Linked DNA regions of Homo sapiens: regions 1 and 2 are each linked to region 3. Evidence: chromatin contacts called from ENCODE Hi-C or POLR2A ChIA-PET data. All regions are on one chromosome and are shown on one strand. The core of a region is the stretch at or near the end of the contact, and the rest is flanking DNA. Distances in the headings are between cores, read along the strand shown. Region 1 overlaps LTBP1 (latent transforming growth factor beta binding protein 1). Region 2 overlaps LTBP1 (latent transforming growth factor beta binding protein 1). Region 3 overlaps LTBP1 (latent transforming growth factor beta binding protein 1).

The links. Hi-C counts contacts between places; a loop is a spot of excess contacts on that map. ChIA-PET counts read pairs that join two places held with the same protein, here RNA polymerase II (POLR2A). Pooled maps may share reads with other maps.
Region 1: a loop to region 3 is called in a pooled map, with 2.1 times the contacts of the local background. The contact joins two enhancer-like sites. A Hi-C loop is called at or near these places in 3 of 168 maps with a recorded cell type or tissue (Caco-2, K562 and endothelial cell of umbilical vein) and 1 of 50 pooled maps. POLR2A ChIA-PET finds 5 or more read pairs at or near these places in 2 of 52 experiments (BJ and activated T-cell).
Region 2: a loop to region 3 is called in a map of Right ventricle myocardium inferior, with 2.9 times the contacts of the local background. The contact joins two enhancer-like sites. A Hi-C loop is called at or near these places in 10 of 168 maps with a recorded cell type or tissue (IMR-90, K562, PC-3 and 5 more) and 4 of 50 pooled maps. POLR2A ChIA-PET finds 5 or more read pairs at or near these places in 7 of 52 experiments (BJ, OCI-LY7, PC-3 and 4 more).

Annotation. Positions count from the first base shown.
Region 1 is chr2:33,032,637-33,035,336 of GRCh38, forward strand. All of the region lies in intron 3 of LTBP1 (latent transforming growth factor beta binding protein 1), which reads left to right. Among named protein-coding and RNA genes, the nearest start is that of LTBP1, 87 kb to the left of the region's middle. Within about 2 kb of position 1,374, at least 5 of the 41 ENCODE cell types and tissues checked have a DNase peak (open chromatin) inside an H3K27ac peak, as active enhancers do.
Region 2 is chr2:33,012,662-33,015,361 of GRCh38, forward strand. All of the region lies in intron 2 of LTBP1 (latent transforming growth factor beta binding protein 1), which reads left to right. Among named protein-coding and RNA genes, the nearest start is that of LTBP1, 67 kb to the left of the region's middle. Within about 2 kb of position 1,315, at least 3 of the 41 ENCODE cell types and tissues checked have a DNase peak (open chromatin) inside an H3K27ac peak, as active enhancers do.
Region 3 is chr2:32,976,090-32,978,789 of GRCh38, forward strand. The region is part of intron 2 of LTBP1 (latent transforming growth factor beta binding protein 1); the gene reads left to right. Among named protein-coding and RNA genes, the nearest start is that of LTBP1, 30 kb to the left of the region's middle. Within about 2 kb of position 1,347, at least 5 of the 41 ENCODE cell types and tissues checked have a DNase peak (open chromatin) inside an H3K27ac peak, as active enhancers do.

The DNA of each region.
Region 1 (2,700 bases), core at 124-2,623, 57 kb after region 3:
ATTAGTTATTATTTAAAATAATATAAAATAAGTAACAGTATGACACAAAAATTGCATATGTATTTGATACTATTAATAAAGCAGTTTTTGTTTCAGACTTATATTCATTTAATTTAGCTATTAAGGTCTAAAGTTGCTAGGAAAGTTTTTGTGATTTGCTTTGTGAAGTAGTGTAGTAACATGCTGCTTGATAAAAATAATGGTAATTGCCTTTCACAGAATCAGAAATGCTTTTCATACCTAGTGAGGAAATGCTATACTTCTTTTAAAAAACTTACATATCCATATCAGCTTTATGTTCAGATTAATTTAGGATGTTCATAAAAAACAAGGATTTGATCAAGCTCAGCTTTATGTTCAAATAATTTAGGATGTTCATGAAAAACAAGGATTTGATCAAGCTCCATTAGGAAGTCTTTGACAAGAAACCAAAAGAAATGATTGGGACTTTCAATTTCACATGTATTTGTTGAATATTTACTGTGTGCCAGGCAGTGTGCTAGCAGCCAAACTAAATAGTCTTTAGTTTCAATGAATAATTGATAACTGGAATGTTTCTTCCATCATTTCTAGTGTAAGTGGTTTTTTTTTTCATTTTTAGTAGAGAGCTATATTTTCATAGGACAAAACATGTAATACTGTCCCCTCTGTTGATATTAAGTCAGATATTTTATCTGTTCAGTCAAAGCCCAGTTCTGGTGTTAATGGGCCTGGATTTAATTAATTAAAGGATTAACTTACTGTATCATTACCTGTGTGCACCAGGCACCCTTCTGAATTGCAGACAGCATGTAGGAAGATCTAACTAAACTTTAACCTTACAAGTACAAACCACTTCTAGGTGTTCTCAGGTGTGAACAATCAGATGCAAGCGGGAAAGAGATCAGAAACACTGACAATAATAATGCATGAAATAATAGCTCCTGTAGAGTTTTAGAAGAAAGGGTTGAGCTGACTATGGTGGGGGAAAAAAGGGACTTTTTTTTTTTTTTAATGTGTGTGATGTTCTACAGAAACAGCAATCTGAAAGCTAACTGGCTGCAGCTGGATGGACTTTCTTTTGTATGGAGACGCTGCCTCTAGTGTTTAGGAAAAAATGCACACTAGAAAATAGTGCAACATTATGGTGCCATCTGTCTTGAAAATGAATTATTTTTTATTGTCTGCTTTATAGTAGTTCCCAGACAAAACTTGAAAAAACTTCAACTAGCTTTGGTGCTATTTTGCGTATGGACAGTTTCAGCAGGCAGAAGCCTTTAAAGTTGTATTTCAAAGCGCCTCAGGAGTTATCGATGTGATGTGATGAGACTGTTTGCCATATAAGCCTCTCAAGAGGCCACAGCCCTAACCCCCTCCCCGGCTCCCTGGGGGACAGGAGAGCAGATGGAGTCGTGTTTGCATCATTCACCGTCCTAATTGGGTTTGTGACTGGCTGTTAGGGCATCTTTCTCTCAGATGGCATTTTCTTCTTTAATTCAAAGTTTCACTTTCTCCTTAGCAGCGTTCTGGATTGTTTTTGAGGGAATGATGGCATGGATACGCAAATCTACAGAGTTAGAAGAAAGAGACGAGACTTGAAGGATTGTTGTTCTAAAAAAAAAAAAAAGGCTAAAATGCATTTATTTCTCAGACTTCTTTAGAATAAGTGCAAATGAAAAAGAATACTGAAAACATTTTCAGAACCCATGAAAACACTTGTCGGTATTAATATAATTAAGGTATTTAAGTTTAAATGTTTAAAGCTGATCTTTGAGGTGTTTTAGCTGGGCTTCTACTTGAAATTTTGTAGTGTGAATGTATATCAACTATTTATAAACTAGCTGAAGGGAGTTAAGCTATTAATGTTTGGATTTTAAAATCTATAAGGATCAGAAAATGGGTTTTGTATTCCATATCATCTAGAATGATGACAGGCCTGGAAGCATAGGACAGAGCTGGCACATTTTCAAAGGAATTCTTCCCTGGTCTGGATACTATAATGAGCACAACTGCATTTTGGTGGATTTATTATATACAGTACACAACATATATAACCATTTGGAAGTTGGGTTTGCTTTCTGGTTAGAGGTGCACTGGTTATAGCTGATTATGTATAGGGTTTGAAATAGCATCTGGTTAAAAATTTGAGGGGCTGACATTTCCTCTCAGAGACTGGTGAAAATGAATAAATACGCAATATGGAAATATCCATGCCAATCAATTAGTAGAAGGGTTTAAATAAAAAAAAAAGGATGCAATTTGAACATTTACGATTATGCCAGTGGGCAGCAGGTGGCAAGCTTTGCTTTTCAATGTTCTTCAGTTTTATTTTTATACCGCAGAATGCCAAAATTTGAAGAGGGGGGTTTAACTCCACTGGAATATGTCATTTCTTGGCAGTGCAACCTCGAACCACCTTCTTTGCTCATTGTGCATAATTGCCTTTCTTTGGATGCCGTAGCCGACCCTTGGTTCCCCTTGTTGCCGATGGATAGGAATTAATTCATATGAGCAATGTTCTATTCTCTTGTGATTTTAGCAACACGTTGCTAATGGAGAAAATAAATTAGAAACAAATGAGTTTCTTAAAGCAGTCCTTGTATGATTTATAAGAGATTTTCTTGTGTAGTTTTACTTAGTTCTAAATGACACATAAATTGCTTTTAATTTAAAAAATTCTAACTGGCTATATACCTTGATATGGAGATGAGAAGTAAGCAA
Region 2 (2,700 bases), core at 65-2,564, 37 kb after region 3:
GCAGGCATTTAAGAGGGGGCTCAATTGGATGAATAAAGATAACATGGATGGGATTAAAACAAATTTAAAGATTATTTAGAAAGGTATTGTCTTCCTTTGAATGAACTCTAAAGATAACAGTTATAACAATATATGTGCATAATAGTTTACAGTCTGTAAAACCCAAGATTTTTCAAAATATGTACTCATCATACATATATACTAGCATGAATGCACAAAGTAAAATTATACTATTAGAGAAGGTGCTTAAGGAGTGAATGGCAGTGAATAATGAAATAACGTGTTTTAATTCACTTTATCAATGCTTTAAAAGCTGGTAGTATCACTTTATAGTTCTAATTTTGAATGGCTGTTAATACCATATTCTACTCAACCTTTATGGTTCTTTTAAATTTTTTCTTGGCACAAATAGCGCTGCTGTGGACACCTACATATATGTATGCCCAGTTATTTCCTTTTTTTGATTATTAGAATAAATTTCTAAAAATGAGGCTACTGAAATATTTGAAACATATTGTTAAACTGCTTTCTAAAAAGGCTTGTACCATATTCCTTACCTCCTTTGCAGCACTTAGTACTAATATTTATATTTTCTAAAAAATTAGCCGTGATGTATCTCCTTGTTTTAGTGTTCATCTCTTTTGATGACTTTGTTAATTTGGACATTACCCTATAAGTTTCTTTACTAATTTCATTTCCCTCTGTCTAAATTATCTATTTCTGTTCTTTTTTTCATTTTTTGATTTTGGTCTTCCTTTGTTAAAGGCAACTTTTATTAATTTTTTTTATATAATAGCATTTTCAGAAAAATTTTTTTTCTGGGTTATTTTTTTCCCTTTTGCTATTTTAATTAATGTTAAATGCTTATATACACTAAACTGTAGATAGATATTTTAACTTTTTCTTTTTTTTCATTGAATGCCTGTGATTAAAAAAAGTTATACATGGCAGTGATAAGATCAGAAACAATCCAGGAAAACTGCTGGTTGTTTTGTATTACAGGACTTGTGATTTAATTACGTTATATTCTGTGAGTGCTTTTACAACTATTGACGGTATTGGGAAGAGTGTGTTTGGGCCCAGCTGACCACCTATTTTAAATTACATCACATGGTTAACAACCACTCCTGCTGAGCTTAGGTTTAGAAAACTTCAAGCTTCCAGAACACAGCTCTTGGGGAGCTGGGAATTCTGGGGCTGTGTACTTGACATAAAGGCATTAAACTCCTGAATGAAACATGAGATTCTGTACCCAGCCTTTGTGACTTGTAGTCCCTTTAATTTTTGCTATGCTCAACTATCTGGTTGGTGAAGTTGTTACTCGTAAGATTAGAAAGGCAAATAGGGTAGGAAAATAGGGTGGAAAGAATGCTTGTGTGACTTGACGATCTGACTCAGAGGGAAGAGAGAGAACAATGAAAGCAAACACCCATCCCTCACAGGTTTCAAATAGATTTTCATAAGGATGAAAGACCTGTAAAGATTTATTAAATATATTGGTGATTGATGGGCATGGTCCACGTATTTAGAAAATTTCATTATGTGGAATTCTTCATTATTCCAGGAGACTGGATAGAAAAGGCATTGGGATGTTATGCTAATTTTTTTTTCTCTTTAGGGATTTTGGAGGAGGCTAACCCAGAGACATTTACAACGAAACAACAGCATTTATTTGGATTTGGTACAAGGAGCAAGCAGACAGAGTAGACTAAAATGTGTGACCTCATGCTATATTTCTTGTGATCTGATATCACTTAGTGTTATTGAATGACTTCAAAGGGCAGCTGGGAATTACTGTGAAGACACACACAGCAAAGCAATTTCTCACCTGCTGTCTCTGATCACAGAAGACACAGTTAGACTCACATTTCTCCCCAGGACACATGCGGTAGACATGCTGCAACTTGTTTGGAGAGAAAGGCAAGGGGCAGAGAGTCACACTGTTTGCACTGTGTGGACTGAGACAAGTTTTAAATATAACTAAGGGTTACTTTTTTAGAATTAAAAACAGTAGAAGCTGAGCTTCAGGGCATGGGTTACTTCCTAAAAATACAATCACTGAACTTTTAAAGAACTCTAGGATCAGCTTGTCAAACTGGAGTAGATACGAATGTGAAAGACATCTGAGACTCTTTAGTACTTGGCGCACAGATTGAGAATTAACTCAATTTTGACTGTTTCAAATGATGAAAGTATTTTCAGAAGACCAACCTGGTAGCCAGGATGGTGTAGGGTTTTGTTGCTTAACCTGCTCACCTAGATCTTGATGTCAGTGGGCTTTCTGCAAGCCCACTATCTGAGTTTATCGCTGTCTTGGTGGCAGTTTTGGCCACTTTTTTTTTTTTTTAAGAGATGGGGTCTTGCTATGTTGCACAGGCTGGACTCAATCTCCTAAGTGCCTACAATAACCTCCTAAATGTTATGCCCCTTGTGATGTTCTCTTCTCTTTGACCTTGACCAGTTTGCTTCACTGTCGCTACTCTTCAGAGTTCCTCTACAACACATTGGATCTGGTTTCTGAACCTGTTTCTATCTGTAACTATAACATAAGGTTAAATGTCACTGCAGACTTTGTGTCTTTGCAGAGTTTACTTGAATTTAATTTTGATGGAAAAACATCTGCTTTGAAGGATTGGAGACTGCTTGATTGAATAAATCGCAAATCAAGTCTGCAAGTGTAGATGTTACCATGTAATGAAT
Region 3 (2,700 bases), core at 97-2,596:
TCTTTGCTGCCATTGGGGGTTTGATTGTGGTCTAAAGTGGGTTCAGTTGACTAGGTTCAGTTGACTACTATGCTGTGTGCTCTAATTCTGTGGGGCTGGTATGGGGCCCCCAGCTTTGTTCCTTGACACCTTTGTGTTAGGAACCTGGTGTGCTGAAGGGGCCAAGGTGTTCCCGGTCCACTGACCTCAGTACTCTGATGGGGGGTGCCAGCCAACACCTTTCCTCAGGGCCGTGGCAGTGGGATCCATGCTGGCTTGTGTGTGCCAGAAGCTGCAGTGGCGCAGTGGGGTGCACATGTGTTGGTTGGGGTGGGGTGCCAGTAGGAGCCTTTGCATTAAGTTTTCATAGGCACTATATCCTGGCAAAATATTTTACCATTGTATTTTGGGCTGTGAGCCAGTAGGCACCATTTAAGAATGTTAGCCAGCAGATAGGCTCTTACCGTACTGCAAAGCTTTTTTGTTTTAGCACAGTGGGTAGGAGTGCTCTATGTTGGGGGTTAGAGAGATGACTCCCTTACCTAGTTTGTTCCGGTGCCTTGGAGGAGGCCCCTCCAATCACTGGCTCTGTGCTTGCATTTCTTTTGTTAGGAGTTCTGGTTCATGAGGATCCCTCAGGCAGGGGCCACGGTTGGCACATAGGCCATATCCTTGCTGTTTCCTGTGGAGGGAGGCACACTCCGGTCCTCCACCAGCCTGTGAACCCAGGCATCTTCTCTCACTGACCTGAAAGTGAGGGCTCCTCCCTGCTTGGGTACAGCAAACAAGCAAGCTCTCCTTGGCTAGGAGCCGTGAGGGTGAGTGAGGTCACCTAATGTTCTGTCTGGGTGCTTCCTGGGGGAATATGGGGTTGTGCCTGCCTGCAGAGTTCAGACAGAAGTGGGACCATTCTGCTGGAAGCTCTAGCATGCCTGGCCCCTCTGCCTACCAGTGGTGGAGGTGGGTGGAGATGCCTGCCCTGCTGTCCGGGTGTTATCCTGGGGCAAAAGGATATTGTGCCCCTTGGCAGAATTCAGATAGAAGAAGGACCAGTGGACTGGAAGCTCTAGCAGGCATGGCCTGCCTGGCTACCGGCTTTGGGGGTGGGTGGAGTGGCCTCCCCTGCTGTCCAGGTGTTTCCCAGGACAACAGGAGGTTAAGTCTGCCTGCTGAGTTCAGGCAGAAGCAGGACTGCTGGGTTGGAAGCTCTAGCAGGCGTGGCCCACCTGGCTATGAGCCGACTGGGAGAGTGGAGTCACCTTCCCTGCCGTCTGGGTGTTTCCCAGTACAGCAGGAGGCTGTGGCTGCTGGCTGACTTCAGGCAGAAACAGGACCACTGGGCGGGAAGTTGGCACTGAGCCTTGTCTATCAAGGGCGGGGTGAGGGCGGCTGGAGCAATCTTATTGCTTCCAGGCACCCTGACTGTGGCCTCTACTGGGGTTATGTCACTGGTGCCAGTTTTTTCTGGGGTCCAAGGCTTGTATAGGTGTCCTTGGACTTGAGAGTTGCCTCTGGAAAATCTCCAGGTGGCTCTCTGCTTCAGTTTAGAAGCATGGTTGGGTGTGCAGGGGCCTAGAAGGATTCTCCCATTCCCAGTCCTGCACAGGTCCTTGTGGAAAGTGTGAATCCCCTGAGGGGCTCTCACTCACCACTCCCTTGTTGGGGAGCTTCTCATGGGTCTGTGTTGACTCCAGATAGGCTCCTGCGCAGCTTCACTCCTCTTTGCTCTCTGTGTCCCCTTGCTGCCTTGATGGATCCCGGAGTAGTTTCATGGATGATCAGCTTGTAGGATCAGTGTTCAGTTTGTTTCCCTCTTCAGTTTCTTGCATCAATGTTTTGTAGTTTTCATTGTAGAGATCTTTCACTGCTTGGGTTAATTCCTAGGTATTTTATTTTATTTGTAGCTATTGTAATTGGGATTACTTTCTTGATTTCTTTTTCAAATTGTTCACTATTAGCATATAGAAATGTTACTGATTTCCATATGTTGATTTTTATATCCTGCAACTTTACTGAATTTGTTTTATTAGTTCTAATAGTTTTTTGGTGGAGTTTTTAGGTTTTTCCAAAAATAAGATCATATCATCTGCAAACAAGGATAATTTGACTTCTTCCTTTTCAATTCGGATGCCCTTTATTTCTTTCTCTTGTCTGATTGCTCTAGCTAGAACTCCCAGTACTATGTTAAATAACAGTATAAAAGTGGGCCTCCTTGTCTTGTTCCAGATCTTTTCCCCATTCATCATGATACTAGTGTGGGTCTATCATACAGACTTTTTGGCTTTTATTGTACTCAGGTATGTTTTTTTCTATACCCAGTTGTTTGAGTGCTTTTTTTCATGAAGGGATGTTGAATTTTATCAAATGTTTTTTCAGCACCAATTGAAATGATCACATGGTTTTTGTCCTTCATTCTGTTGATATGATGTATCACATTGATTTGCATATGTTGAACCATCCTTGCAACCCCGGGATAAGTCCCACTTGGTCATGATGAATGATCTTTTTAATGTTTTGTTGAATTTGGTTTGTTAGTATTTTGTCTAGGATTTTTGCATTAATGTTTATTAAGGATATTGGCCTGTAGTTTTTTTTTAATTTTTTTTTTTTTTTTGCATGTGTCTTTGGTTTTGGTATCATATACCAGCTTCATAGAACGAGTTTTAGAAGTATTCCCTCCTCCTCTATCTTTTGGAATAGTTTGAGTAGGATTGGTATTAG